Regions from separate parts of the Homo sapiens genome. Here region 2 is linked to region 1. A link is an interaction called in ENCODE POLR2A ChIA-PET data of the cell type or tissue named here. Cell type or tissue: PC-3. All regions are shown on one strand. Each heading gives the region's core, and the rest is flanking DNA. Links, peaks and the distances in the headings are about the cores only.

Evidence for each region. Peaks named below come from ENCODE experiments on the same cell type or tissue, not always from the same donor. Only the 100,000 strongest peaks of a DNase experiment are listed, where the experiment ranks them.
Region 2: POLR2A ChIA-PET joins it to region 1 with 9 read pairs; 3 of 35 experiments call an interaction of 5 or more read pairs at or near these places.

The regions. Positions count from the first base shown.
Region 1 is chr5:56,255,077-56,263,123 of GRCh38, reverse strand. It overlaps the pseudogene RNA5SP185. Among named protein-coding and RNA genes, the nearest start is that of ANKRD55, 26 kb to the right of the region's middle. RefSeq lists an enhancer at 4,998-5,505. In PC-3, for the core only: no CTCF peak of the experiment used is centred there; a DNase peak (open chromatin) is centred at 3,763.
Region 2 is chr5:56,003,651-56,011,697 of GRCh38, reverse strand. No RefSeq gene overlaps it. Among named protein-coding and RNA genes, the nearest start is that of IL6ST-DT, 13 kb to the right of the region's middle. In PC-3, for the core only: no CTCF peak of the experiment used is centred there; no DNase peak of the experiment used is centred there.

The DNA.
Region 1 (8,047 bases), core at 1,075-6,074:
TGGGTTTTTCTGTTTTGTTTTGTTTGTTTGTTTGTTTGTTTTGGCTACTTCCAATAAAAAGCTTCTTTCTGGATTCACTAAGTAAATCGGTGAAGGTCACACACTCAGCAAACGGCAGATCCAGCTCTTAACCTTCCCACCCTCTCATCCCATCCCCAGCCCCAGCCAAAGTCCCTTGGCTCACGGCAGGCCTGAGATCACAGGAATGAAAAACCTCAGTTAAAGAAAAAATCAGAAATATGAGTTTCTCTGTCACAAAGCAAAGAGCATCTAAGTAGAAGTGTACTTACCAGCAAGATTGAAAGCTGCAGGAAAAAATATGGAAGCAAATATATTTCCCCAGAAATGATTTTCACTAAACTACAAATTTTTTAACCATTAAGACTTTCTCTACTGCCAAATAAGAATCAATAGTTATCTTTTCATGGATATTAAAAACCCCTTGTTTTTAAAAGAACAGTAAATAAATAAGTTTCACCAGAAAATTCTTGACCGGGTATTCTTAAAGTGTGGTTTGGAAACTTTAAGCCTCTTTCAGGTCAAAACTAGTTTTCATGATAACACTGAGGCATCAATCGCCTTTTTCATCTCGTCCTCTCAAGTGTGCATTAGTGCTCTCCAGAGGCTACATGATATGTGATATCAAACAGACTAGTGCAGAAACAGATATGAGAATCCAGCTGTCTTCTGATAGAAAGCATTTCTCAAAGAGAGATTTGCCAGATATCAAAGAGATTGGCAAACATTTTATAGAGACATACATCAGTGTCATTTTGATAATTTTTTGTCTCAGAAAATAAGTCATTTTCATAAATATGTGGTATTTATGTTCATTGGTATTGGGTTTATTATTGGAGTTTTTAAAATTAATAAACTTTTTTAAGTCCTCCGGGTTTTATTTCAAGTATAGTAACTATAGGTTGATATAACTCACATATACCAAAGTTCCTTATGGTCCTCTATCACTTGTAAGAGAGTGAAGGAGTCTTGAGACCCAAACACTTGAGAATCTCTGTTCTAGACCAACATATGATGATGTTTCTTCTTCTCCCACTTAGACGCTACCTCTTGAGTGGCAGGGTTTACATGCTTGAAGCATCTTTCTGCCTCCCTCTGATGAGGGATAGATTTACGGTTTCATCCACAGACTATGGGCCTGGGGCCTGTATTGTCTTCAAACTCTGCCACTTTAAACTTTGGTAGAACTTGGGTTCCCCCAAAGGAGACGTTAAGACAGGCTCTAGCCTTGGGAAATTAGTTCGCCTCCCAGCCATCCCTCCTCTCTTCCCATAGAACCCTAGAGCCAGTTTTCAATGCCAGTCTCTCAGAGACCCTCACCTCATTTTCTCTGCCGACACTTTTGCAGATAAGTCTAGCACTGACTAGAACACAGGTTGTAGAGGGTACAGCATAACGTTTTTGTGTAGAAAGATACCCATAACAGAATATTCGGGCCTTCCGCATGAACACCCAAGAACTCACCCTGGAATGGCACAGGCAGGAACATTCCGGAGCCCTTCACATCCACTTCCCAAAAGATCTCTGTAATCTGCAAAATAGGCACAAACCCTCCAGTTAGGGCAGGCCATCTGCTTTTATGCCTTGCCACCCCAAAACTCGCTCTAACCCACCCAATCCAATTCTCACCTCCGTGGCAGCAACTGTGTGACCTGAAGTTTCATCAGTGCATGCCAGCAGGTGGTCAGTAAGGGGCAATCCTCCTGCGGCTTTCGTGGAGGGACTAGAGTGGGCAGATATGGTCCCAGGTTCCTCTGCAGGCGTTGCCAGTGATAATCTCCAACCAGCAGAAAGATGGTGATGGACCTCGATGGAGAGAGACTGGGCACATTGTGTATTCACACAATAGGGTTCCCCTCACCTGGCACCCAAACAAGGAATACGCCAGCAGGGGCAATTTTCTGAAAGCTCCTTCGGGAGCTCTGTTTGTGTTTACTGGGACATGGGACAGTGTTTGAGTGATAGGCTTCTTGCCTTTATCTCTCTGCTTTGTGAGAATGAGAAGGAAGAAGGAGAGAAGGAAGAAAAGGAGATTTTGTCAGGCTCTTCACAAAATCATTCAGAAAAGAATGGGAAGAGTAAGATCCCTTTCAGCTATATATAACATTGTATAATGTTATAATTTTACTCTTTATGTTACAGGAATCTATTGTTTAAATTTAATTGAGGCCAAACCCTCAACCCAAGAACACATCCCAAACCAACCCTCCACTGAGTAAGTTCACTGATTTGAGGAATGCTGAAAGAACAGCCTTCCCCAAACTATTGCCACTGCTGGCTTCCCATGGGGCTGGAAGCTTTCCCCATGACCATCACACTGTTGGGACAAAGAAAGCATTACCTGGTGTAATCTGAAAGCCATTCACATGAATGATCCACGTACTGCAGGTACTGTCCACAAGTCTAGGAAGATTAAAGTGAAAACATCTCCAGTCTCTGTATTGGACATAAACCTTGCCCTTTTTCAAGATTCCCTCAATTGCTGTCTTCTCTCAGTTGGCGCCTCATTCCCAGTGTCACAGATGAAATGCTACATAGTGGGGCACGGCACCTGAGCAGCTGAGAAGGGGCTAGATGATGCCACCCAGAAGTGTAAGGGGCCTTAACTTTCCATGGAGTAAATCTTGACCATTGGGAAACAGGAAATGAAAGAGAATCAGAGTCTGGCCATACCACCCTGAATGAGCCCAATCTCGCCTGCTCTCGGAAGCTAAGCAGGGTGGGGCCTGGTTAGTACTCAGGTGGAAAAAAGAGAATCAGGCAGACATATGTCCTTCCTTTCATCCATTCATAGTATGGCTTCTCTTTAAAAACTCTCCAAAAAAGGCAGGGCGCGGTGGCTCAAGCCTATATTCCAGCACTTTGGGAGGCCGAGGCTGGCGGATCACCTGAGGTCGGGCACTCCAGACCAGCCTGGCCAACATGGTGAAACCCTGTCTCTACTAAAAATACAAAAATTAGCCAGGTTTGGTGGCACACACCTGTAATCCCAGCTACTTGGGAGGCTGAGGCACGAGAATTGCTTGAACCCAGGAGATGGGAGGTTGCAGTAAGCCGAGATCACACCACTGCACTCCAGCCTGGGTGATAGAGTGAGACTGTTTCAAAAAGAAAAAACACAACACACACACACACACACACACACTCCAAAAAAGTCGCATGTGCCAAATGAAGACAGATGCCCTATATCTCTTTACAGCTCATTGGGAAGTTGAAGCCAGCATCCTACATCACACCCCATAGCTTCACCTCTTTCCTTAATTAACTTCTATTTGTTTTCAACATTTTCACACCCCTGGCTTGCACCTCTTAAACCAACTGTCAGATCTTTCCCTTAGGTTTTGTTCTCTAGGAGATCAAGACTAAGACAGTCCATGTTAAGATCTTTGAGAATATCCCAACAAATAGCACCCCTCTTTTCATCTAGGTTCTAAACAAGTTGAGGAGAAGGGGGAAAAAAACATATATACAGGACAAATAGCAACTTTTTGATAGATAAAAGCAAAGTTCTAAGAGTCTACGTTGAGAATCGTATGTTCTTGCTGAATGAACTCAAGGCTTGAACACCCTGTCCCAGTGTCAGATTCAAGGAGACTTTGCCATGTGGAAGGGGACTACCCAAATTTGTCAGTATTATTACTGACAATAAGTAAATTCGTGTTTTCTGTGGGCAGTATGAGGACAGAGTTGAGCTAAACATACACCACAATTCTTCCCATATTTCTCAAACAAATGAGTCATTCCACCACCCCAGAGACACAGTGAGTAAAGAAACAGAGAGAGACCCAGAGTTGTGATAAATGGGCTCCCTTTAGAGGAAGAAACATATGAGTAGGAAAGAAAAATTCTCACTAAATAGTTCTCATTCCATGTGCACTGGCAATGCACCAGCTCTCAGTAATCTGTGCATTTCTCCCAGGCAGTATTTGCTTTTATTTTCTGCTTTTGCTGCATTTTTGTCCCCTCATATCTCATCTTCTATGACTGGTCTCTTCTGTTCACCCTGTGCCAGCCTAAACATGAAACAGTCATTTTCCTTTTAATTCCCCGAAGAAACTATGAAAAGGAAGCCATTAAGTTTAGAAGACTTACTGAAGATAACAGACAGCTCAAGGCTAGATACTTTAATACTTTAAGGCTAGATACTGAGAAGATTTAGGACTCCAGCTATGATAAAATAGCTTGCATCACCTAGCCCTTTCTTCAAAAGTAACTATAAACGCTCCCTCTCCCCCTCCCCCTCCCCCTCCCTCTCTCCCCTTTGCATGGTCTCCCTCTGATGCCAAGCGGAGGCTGGACTGTACTGCCGCCATCTCAGCTCACTGCAACCTCCCTGCCTGATTCTCCTGCCTCAGCCTGCCGAGTGCCTGGGATTGCAGGCACGCACCGCCACGCCTGACTGGTTTTCGTATTTTTTGGTGGAGACGGGGTTTCGCCGTGTTGGCCGGGCTGGTCTCCAGCTCCTGACCGCGCGTGATCTGCCAGCCTCGGCCTCCCGAGGTGCCAGGATTGCAGACGGAGTCTCGCTCGCTCAGTGCTCAATATTGCCCATGCTGGAGTGCAGTGGCGTGATCTCGGCTCGCTACAACCTCCACCTCCCAGCCGACTGCCTTGGCCTCCCAAAGTGCCGAGATTGCAGCCTCTGCCCGGCCGCCACCCTGTCTAAGAAGTGAGGAGCGTCTCTGCCCGGCTGCCCATCATCTGGGATGTGAGGAGCCCCTCTGCCTGGCCGTCCAGTCTGGGAAGTGAGGAGCACCTTTTCCCGGCCGTCATCCCGTCTAGGAAGTGAGGAGCGTTTCTGCCCGGCCGCCCATCGTCTGGGATGTGGGGAGCACCTCTGCCCGGCCGCCCCGTCTGGGAAGTGAGGAGCCCCTCTGCCCGGCAGCCACCCCGTCTGGGAGGTTTACCCAACAGCACATTGAGAACGGGCCATGATGACGATGGCGGTTTTGTCAAATAGAAAGGGGGGAAGTGTGGGGAAAAGAAAGAGAGATCGGATTGTTACTGTGTCTGCGTGGAAAGAAGTAGACATAGGAGACTCCATTTTGTTCTGTACTAAGAAAAATTCTTCTGCCTTGGGATGCTGTTAATCTATAACCTTACCCCCAACCCCGTGCTCTCTGAAACATGTGCTATGTCCACTAAGGGTTAAATGGATTAAGGTCCGTGCAAGATGTGCTTTGTTAAACAGATGCTTGAAGGCAGCATGCTCGTTAAGAGTCATCACCACTCCCTAATCTCAAGTACCCAGGGACACAAACACTGCGGAAGGCGGCAGGGCCCTCTGCCTAGGAAAACCAGAGACCTTTGTTCACATGTTTATCTGCTGACCTTCCCTCCACTATTGTCCTATGACCCTGCCAAATCCCCCTCTCCGAGAAACACCCAAGAATGATCAATAAATACTAAAAAAATTTAAAAAAAAATTATAAACGTTGCACAAAATACATAAAGCAATTGCCTGAAGGCACTGGAGACACCAAGCACAAGCGAGATTTAAAGAAAACCCTATGGCATGAGGTCCACATACATTCCAGATATTCTCTTGAGGACATGTACACACTGCAGAATAGGGATATACAAATACAACAGTCTTAGTGGGCTGAGAAAGTAGAAGTAAGAATTTGGAGCTGCCAAAGCAGGCAGGACTTAGGAAAGTCCTGAAGAAGGGAAACAACAAAGGTGCCTACAATTCTGCAAACTTATTTCCCTAAAGTTTATGGGTTCCTAAGCTGGCACACAAAATATGAAACAAGAAATAAAGAAATAGAAGGAGAGAAAGACACAAAGAAAGAGAGGGGGGAGGAAGGGAGGGAGGAGGGAGAGAGGAAAAGAAGGAAGGAAAGAAGGGAGGGAGAGAGGGAGGGGAGGAGAGAGAGAAAAGAAAGAAAGGAGAGAAAGAGAAAAGAAAGGAAAGAAAGAAGAAAGAAAGAGAAAGAAAGAAAGAAAGATAAAGAAAGAAAGAGAAAGAAAGAAAGAGAGAAGGAAGGGAAGGAGGGAGACAGGAAGGAAGGAATGAAGGAAGGGAGGCAGGGAGGGAGGGAAGGAGGATAGCTGAAGATCTGATCAGAGATTTCAGTACTAGGGAGGCAAAGGTCATAATTAAAACCTTTCCAAAATAGAAAAACCTTGGCGAATGTTCCAGGCTTTGAACCGTCCAGGCTTTGAACCAAATTATGGAAATCCAAGTAGAAATTTATTTAAAGTAAATAGATTTATAGGTGAATCAGATGTTAACAATAACTGACAGGGAGTTTAAAATAACTGTGATTAATATGGTCAAGAGAATGGAGAAAATGATAGACAAAATGGAAGAAAGGTTGGAGAATTTCATTGGGGAAATGAATCTATTTTTAAAAAGAGACAAACAATTGGTAAAATTTTTAAAGCACCAAAAACATCAATTATGTAGAATAAATCTGATAGAAGTTGTATAAGATCTCTACGATGAAAACTACAGATAGTTGCTGAGAGAAGTAAAAGAAGATCTAAGTAAATGACAGGTAATATCATGAACATGGAATTCAAAGATGCAACAGTCTTAAGATATCAAGTCATTCCAAATGGATATATAAATTCAATGCAATCCCAATAAAAATGCTATCAATTTTTTTGGTAGAAATTGATAAGCTATTTGTAAAATTGATATGGAAATAAAAAGAACTCTGAATAGCTAAGGCAATACTGAAGAAAAAAGACAAAACCTGATATCAAAGCTAGAGAAATTAAAACAGTATGGTACTGGAACAAGAAAAGACAACAGATCATGGAATAAATTAGACTTCAGAAACAGACCCACATCCATAGGATTTATGATAAATCTGATTTATGATAAAGGCATCACAGAAACTCAGTGGAGAAAGAATTATCTTTTCAATAAATGGTGGTGGTTCAAGTGTATATTCATATGGGAAAAAAAGACTCTTGTCCCTTACCTCACATTATACACAAAAATTAATTCAAGGTAGATCATATATCTAAAGACGAAAAGTAAAACAATAAAAATTCTAGAAGAAAACACAGTAAATATGTTCAGGGACCTCAGGTTAGGCCATAGTTTCTTAGACAGAACACATGGAAATACTGATAAATTGGATTTAATTAAAATAAAGAAATTCTGTTCAATGAATGACATGGTTAAGAGAATGGAAAAAGCAAACCTCAGACTGGTATAAAATATTTGTTATTCAGACATTTGCATGCACACACACATATGGCAAAGAATTTATATCTAGACTATATTCTTGTATAAAAGTTCTATAAATTGATAAGAAAAAGATATACAACACAATTTTTAATGTTGAGCCAGAATCCTGAACAAGCACTCCACAAAAGAGGATATGAAAATGATCAATATGCAAATGAGAAAGGTGTTCAGCATCATTATTCATGAGAAACAAAACACATCTTGATACCATGTGCTGCTTTGTAGTCTAGAAATGCCAATATCTCCCCTTGAAAAAGCAATTACAAAGCCACAGCTCTGAATACCAGAAAGTGAATTAGAATAAGTGTCAATTATTATAAACAGCCTTGTTTAATTTGGGGAATGGGGTTTCTGCTAAGGTTTTTCATCTTGCAGTGAACGGATTTTGATTCTCTATTGCAGTTATTTAAGTCACTCTTGCCAGCCTAGTGCAAAAAGTGAAAAGTCATAACAGAAACCTTACTCTTGGAATTAAACAGGGCTGCTCACAATTGTTGAAATCCATCTGAATTCACATTCTCATATTCAAAGCTGTGGTTTTGCAATTGCTTTCTTACAAAGAAACTGGAAAAATAAGGCTGCAGGGGTTGAGAATTGTGACCATTTTTGCAATCTAGCATAATGGCTACAAGCACAGGTTCAGGAGCCAGAAAACCTGGGTTTTAATCACTGTTCTGCCGCAGTAGCTGTGTCTTAGTTTCCTCACCAGATATGGAGGACAATGATGGCACATACCTTGTAAAGTTGTGGTAGCTTACATTCTGTCTCACTTTGGTTTTAGCCTAATTTTCTCATTACATTCTGCCTTTTGTTCTAAGCATG
Region 2 (8,047 bases), core at 1,753-6,752, 250 kb after region 1:
TCAAACAAAAGGTATCCATATTTGACTTTATATAATGATTTTTTTTTTGAGATGGAGTTTCGCTCTTGTTGCTCAGGCTGGAGTGCAACAGTGTGATCATGGCTCACTGCAACCTATGCCTCTCTGGCTCAAGTGATTCTCCTGCCTCAGCCTCCCAAGTAGCTGAGACTACAGGTGCCCGCCACCACGCCCAGCTAATTTTTTTGTATTTTTAGTAGAGACTGGGTTTCACCATGTTGGCTAGGCCAGTCTCGAACTCCTGACCTCAGGTGATCCGACCGCCTCGGCCTCCCAAAGTGCTGGTATTACAGGCGTGAGCCACCGCGCCCGGCCTATATAATGATTCTTTTCCTCCCCTTCACATTCAAGAAAGGAATCTGACATGCTTATGAAAATTGAAAACAGAAAACAAGATCAGATAGAAAGCTTTGGAGAGCTGGGGTCAAACTGAGTGTGAATTCACTGTAAAAGGGAAGGATCGAAAGCCCTGTTTGCAGTAGAGAATCTTAATGGTGTGGACTGTGTTGGGCAAGCAGCTCTGGTTAAGGACACTAACGCTTGTGCAGAAGTTTTGTTTTCAGATTGGCAGAAATTAAAGATGTGGCCATGAAGGAAACAATCTTAGTCTCTGGGTCATCCACACTCATTAACTGTAAGTGATAGAAAGGGCCTGAGCTTCAGTGTCATACAAATGTGAATTAGAATCCTGGCTCTGACATTTACCCACTGTGTGACCTTGAGCAAGTTCCCTAGTGTCTCTGAGCTTTGATTTCATCTGTAAAATGGGACAGTAGTGCCACTTTCCAGATGGTCGAAGGGATTAAGTGACATGATTTAAGTAGAATGCCTGGCATGTAATGGGTGATTAATAATAAATGGCAGATATTATTTATTATCCTAAGCAATTAACAAGAATTATATGATGGCAATGTTTTCTAAACAATACCTTTACAGATTAATAATATCATTAAAATGACAAAAATCCATTGGTGATTCTTAGCCTGAACAATCTCTCTGTGTCCTCCATCAAGCTTAGTTATCAAGAACTTCAGTTATTTGCCCGCAAGCCTCTGTGTCTCCATGTGATAGGTCACCATAGGATTTAATGTCAGATTCAGGCTGCTTCAACGCTCAGTCCTATTTCACATTTACTTGAAATAGTGGTTTATCATTTTTTTGCTGTTTTTTTCTTTTTGAGACAGAGTCTCGCTCTGTCTCCCAGGCTGGAGTACAGTGGTGTGATCTTGGCTCACTGCAACCTCCACCTTCTGGGTGCAAGTGATTCTCCTGCCTCAGCCTCCCAAGTAGCTGGGATTATAGGCACCAGCTATCATGTCCAGCTAATTTTTGTATTTTTAGTAAAGATAGGGTTTCACCATGCTGGCCAGGCTGACCTCAAGTAATCCACCCGCTTCGGCCTCCCAAAGTGCTGGGATTACAGGCATGAGCCACCGTGCCTGGCCAAAACAGTGGTTTATCATCTTGATCCTGCCATTAACTAATTGTTTGAACCAGAAACTAATTGAAACCAAGTCCCAATGTCTTCAGTGAAACAAACTGCAGTGTGTGTGTGTGTGTGTGTGTGTGTGTGTGTGTGTGTGTGTGTGTAAAATAAAGGTCTGGGCCAGGCGCAGTGGCTCACGCCTGTAATCCCAGCACTTTGGGAGGCCAAGGCAGGCGGATTACCTGAGGTTGGGAGTTCAAGACCAGCCTGACCAACATGGAGAAACCCTGTCCCGACTAAAAATACAAAATTAGCCAGTCGTGGTGGCAGGCACCTGTAATCCCAGCTACTCAGGAGGCTGAGGCAGGAGAATTGCTTGAACCCGGGAGGCAGAGATTGCGGTGAGCCAAGATTGCACCATTGCACTCCAGCCTGAGCAACAAGAGTGAAACTCCGTCTCAGGGGAAAAAAAAAAGGTCTGACATTTAGGCTTTCATTATTATTTTGAGACTCCAAACCACAGATCCCCACTAAGTTATCCTAGTTTACTAGTCAGTCCATAAGTCTTCCATGATTAAACTTACTAGTAATGATAATCATAACAACAATAATAATATACCTTAAAAATTATAAAATATTTTTCCATGTCTAGCACTTTTACATATATTATCTTATTTAGATTTCATAACAACTTATTGAAAGAGATTGTATTTCCATTTTACAGATAAGGAAATGGAGGTTCAGGTGAGACAAGTAATCTGTCTATAGTTATAGAACTAATAAATGGTAGAGCCACCTGGTTTTCTATCTCCATGTCCAGAGATTCCTATCAAACCTATCATCATAAACAACAAAGAATTACCAATTGTCTAATACATTAAGGATAGTGTGCCTGGCTCTATTTGCCTAACTGGTTGCTTCCACCAAGGCCCAGCAGAACAAAAATCAGAGCCAGCAGCCACATACCCCCTTGATCCGAGCCTGGCCCCCTTGCACATATGTGATCCTGTGAAATTCACTAACACATAAAGCATCATGCCATCTGAAGGCACAAAATAGCTATTAATAATCCCCTGCATTGGTAAAGTCCCCTCCCTTCTGGAATGTTAGTTTTACAAAGATTATCATATAATTTCCTCCAGGGCAGTTTTAATGATGTGCCCTGTTTCCTTATGTGAGAAAGACTCAAGAAGAATTATTGAAACTCATTAGTTGCTTCCAAAAAGAGAAATATTTTGGTTGGCATAATGTCAACTGTTGATCCACAGGTTCAACCTGACTATTCTACTTAGAAAAAGCACAAATGAGTTTGGGTTTATTCAAGATCTGAAACCTTCTGGCCAAAGCTTAAAGGTACTTGTGTTCTTACCAGTGAAAATTCCAACCAACATGAAAAACACCTCACACAGAGGTCATCTTGTATTTCCTCAGAGATCCATGCCAGAATATGCTGAGGGCTTTCAGGGTCATGCCATGGTAGCTCCTTCCACCCATGATCTCCATATTTCTAATTAATTTTTTCCCACTTTTTGGTCTTTTTACCCAAACTAGAAAGTTTCTCCAAGAGGGAGCATGTGTTGGTGTCCAAAGTGTTTCTGCTGGAGAATGGCAGTGACAGGGCAAAGTGGGCACAATGCTATGATGAAGTTTGAGTTGACTTTACCCTCATCTTCTTCCCTCACAAACCAAACCCTGGAAACCATGCAGAAAAGCCTCTCCTGAGGCTTGGCTACAGGAGAGGCAAAAGTAGAGGGAGCAGCAAGGCAGTTGCCTCCTTCCAAGATTACACCCAGGCTAATCTGAGGCTACCATACCCTCTGCTATGTCTACTCCCAATATATCTGTGAAATTTATTGGAAAATTTCAATGCACTATTAAAAACGTCATGAGTGTAGTCAGTAAAATAAGCTTTTAACAACATAGGAAATTGTTTAGGCCATGGTGGTAATTGACAAAACAAATAAAAAATTATATGCATCTAAAAGATATTAGAAATACACCAAAATAGCTGTGTGTAGTGGCTCATGCTTGTAGTTCCAGCAATTTAGGAGGCCAAGGCAAGAGGATTGCTTGAGGCCAGGAGTTTGACACCAGCTTGGGCAACATAGGGAGACCTCATCTCTACAAAAATTTTTTTTAATTAGCTGGGCGTAATGGCACACACCTGTAGTCCCAGCTACTTAGGAGGCTGAGGCCGGAGGATCACTTGAGCTTAAGAGTTTGAGGCTGCAGTGAGCTATGATAGAGCCACTGCATGACAGAGAGACTGTGTTTCTTTATATATATAATATTTATATACAATAAATATATAATATATACATTTATAATATATAAGGAATATATAATTATATAAATCATAATTTAATTATATAATTTAATTATATAATTATATAATTATATTATATAGTATATATTATATATAATATATACTATATAATATAATTATTATATATATTATATATCCTATATTATATTATATAGTATATATTATATATATTATATTATATATTATATGTAATATATTATATAATATATAATATTATATATCATGTATCATATATTATATATATTATATCATATATAATATATAAAATATATATATTATATATGATATATGATATATCATATATATTATATATGATATATGATATATCATATATCATATATAAAATATAATATATAATATATAATATATATAATATATAATATATGATATCATATATTATATATTATATATCGTATATTATATATTTGATATATCATATATCATATATTATATATCATAGTATATTATATCATATATTATATATTATATAGTATATCATATATTATATATTATATATAGTATATATGATATATAATATATAGTATATAATATATAATGTATATATTGTATAATATATAATATATAATGTATATATTGTATAATATATAATATATATTATATATGATATATATTAAATATATAAATAATATATAATATAATATATATCATATATCATATATCATATAATATATATAATATATAATATAATATATAATAATTGTATAATTTAATTATATAATTATAATATATAAGGAAGATGTACAATTTACATATATATAAATTAACACTTCTAGGTCATAAGAGTGTGACTACAGTGAACAACTGCTATTTCCTGCCCTGTTTGTTGCAAAGATTAATTGGGATATAAAGTGTCTGGTATAGTGAGTTTCTGTCACATAGCTGGCACACAAAAAGGGGTAGCACTTAGGATAATACTTGTTATCCAGGCATTGAAAATTTGTCTCTGATTAGAGAAAACAGCTTAACATATTCCTACTTGGAAAAAAAATTCACTTTTTATTGAAATCAGAATCACAGTCTAAGTGGTTTACACTGATTTTCTGCATTTGGGTTGGACCATTTAGTCCATCTGTAGCTAGATGCTCCAGGGGTTTAAAGACATATTCAGTTTCCTTTCTACCTCCTGCCATGACATCTAACACACAAGACAGATGATTCATTCTTCATTTATTTTTCTGTCTTTATAAAGTTAGAAAAAGGTAGCAAGTATATGAAAAAAAATTCATGAGAATGATGTTAAGAGGTAAGAAGGTGGGCAAAAGAAGGGAAGGTGTAATGGCATGTCTGGGCATTGGTGACCCTCTCCTACAGCTCCACAAGGCAGAACGAGAACTGGACACAAGGAGAAGTTCAACACCTGGCAGCTTGTTTAGTTTTTCTCTTTTCTTACACAATAGAGTATGGGCTTCCTTTAATGTCACTGGGAAATTTTCTATGTGACCCCTGAGGGTCAGTACCTAAATCAATCAATCCTGGGAAAATATCTAGTTTTATGCTCTGGCCCCTGGTACCTGAAAGCAAGTTTTCAGAATCTGGTTGATCCTTCGCCTCTTCTCATTATCTGCACACAGAAATCAGATTAAGGAAGCGGATACTCTTTATTCTAATTTGAGGTTTCTTACCTATGACTGTCTTGGCAGATGTGAGAAGAGGATGCATATATTTGGAAGAGACAAAAACTTTATTTCAGCATATCAAGATATTTAAGTAAGGTATTTGTTCCAGAATTTTTTTCTCTCTACACTCTTCACTTAACAACTCTCCCTGATTGCATTAGAAAGACAAACAACAAAAACCCACTGACTAGCAGAGAATGAAGGTGCCAAACTCTTGGACTCTCAAATTCAAAAGCCTTAGTAGTAAGACAGAAAGATTTGGGGAGATACTTGCTGACCCATCTTAATTGCCCCTCCCACTAATATCAACCCCCCTACCCCACCCCCACCCCTAGGCTAGATAAAGACTTTCCAAGTTGGGGAGCGCAAAAGTAGAGAAATGAGTGTTAAGCAAAATAACTTCAGGTAATAAAGATCTAAGAAAAGGTCCTCCACCATGCCCCTTACTTGGGGTTAGCTCCAAGTTGGGGAGACATGGTGGAGGCTCATGACAATGTTGGGAATCTATTAACATCTGGAATCCTGGGAGGCAGCAGCCTAGCAGATGTTTCCTAGACCACAATGTTGTCACAGAATTAAGGTAAAGATGACCACATATAGTGCCCTAGGTAGGGAAAGTCTGAGGCAGTCCCTCTGAATCTTTTGCAGCCCCGAGAGTGGCACAGAAAAGCTAACGGGCCCCCAAGAAAGACACATAATTTAGCTGACAAAGGGTCCAAGGGGACTTACAGTCATGACCATGAGACACAAAAGTGGAAAGTAGCATGGAATGTACATCCAGAGCTCAGGTGGGGACAAGGACATACCTGCAGGTGCCTAATGTGGGGGTGATGACATCCAAGAACCACAAAGGACACAACTAGAGTGAAAGCCCAGGAGTTTGAGATCAGTCTGGGCAATAAAGTGAGACCCTGTATCTACAAAAAATCAAAAAAATTAGCCACACATGGTGGTGTGTGCCTATAGTCCCAGCTCCTTAGGAGGCTGAGGTGGAAAAGTCGCTTGAGCCCAGGAGTTTGAGGCTGCAGTGAGCTATGATCCCATCACTGCACTCCAGCCTGGGCAATAAAGCCAGACCCTGTCTCAAAGAAAAAAAAAAGGAGAGGAGAGAACAGGGGAGGGGAGGACAGAGGAGGGAAGGGGAGGGGAGGGGAGGGGAGGGGGAAGAAATTACTTAAGAATATACAGCTTATCCGCAATGATTAACCCAGGCTTTGATCACAGATCTGTCCATACATTTCTTACCATATCCCACTGTCAAGTCTTGCCATTCTATCTCCCTGGCATTATTCAGAACACCCTCTTCCTTCTCTTCCAAAATAAGGAGCTATTCTAGTTCAAGCTCTCTTCCAGTTTCTTGTTCCCCCAATTCATCCTTCACAGTATTAATATAATTTGCTTTCTGAATCACAAATCTGTTCTCAACAGTATCCTGCTTTAAAAATTCTAATATCTCCCTACAAAATAAAGTGTAAATCCCCTGTGTAGCATGGCTTTTAAGGAAGGCCTCCACCTTCTCGTCTCAATTTATTTCTCACCCCGCACTCCCTGATCTACTCTCACCAGACCTCTTGGTAATACCTTGTCCTTTCGCATTCCCACTGCTTCCTCTTGCTGTTCCCTCTGCCAAGAACTGCTTCCCTCCATTATCTCCCTTAGTGAGTTCCTACTCATCTTTCATGAACTTGCTTCAATGTCACACTTCCTCTAGAAAGCATCTCCAGTCTCTCCAGGGAAAATTAATTGTCTCTTTTCTGAATTAACATAGCACTTTGTTCAAATGACTAATACAGCATCCATGACATTGTATATGTTGGGAGAGACTAACTTAAAGAGCAAAGAATTTTTTCAGTCTGCCATTTTATCTGGGTTCCCCCATTCCCTTTTTGCTCTGTGGTCTAGAAATCTCTTCCTCAATTCCTTTTCTTTCTTTTCTTTTTCTTTCTTTCTTTTTTTGAGATGGAGTCTCGTTCTGTCACCAGGCTGGCGTGCAGTGGCGCAATCTCAGCTTACTGCAACCTCTGCCTCCTGGGTTCAAGCAATTCTCCTGCCTTAGCCTCCTGAGTAGCTGGGACTACTGGTGTGCGCCACCACGCCCAGCAAAGTTTTTGTATTTTTAGTAGAGACCGGGCTTCACCATGTTGGCCAGGATGGTCTCAATCTCCTGACCTTGTGATCCTAATGCCTCGGCCTCCCAAAGTGCTGGGATTACAGGCATGAGCCACCACGCCCGGCCCATCAATTCCTTTTCTACAGTGAATGATCATCTGGAATCATTTGCATTTTTGGCTGTGAGTTTCTCATGGCCTAGAGCAGACTTCTGAGAGGAAGTAACTACTTAGATGAATATTTTTACACGGTGAGCAAGTTAGGCAAAGCAAATGAAGAAGGCAATGACCGGCCAAGGAAACAGAATAAGCTGTCTCTTCTTGGCATGGAAGGAGGGAACAGTATGTTGGATGCTGGCCCAGGAACCATTAGCAAATAGGTAATATGAGAGCCTGGAGTTGGAGGCCATGTTAGGAGACAAGACCAGAGAAGTAGGTAGAGGTCACGTAATGAGGGACTTCTATGACATACAAGAGGGATTTGGGTAATGGGAAGGGATTGACGGAGTTTTAAGGAGAGTGAGATGGTCAG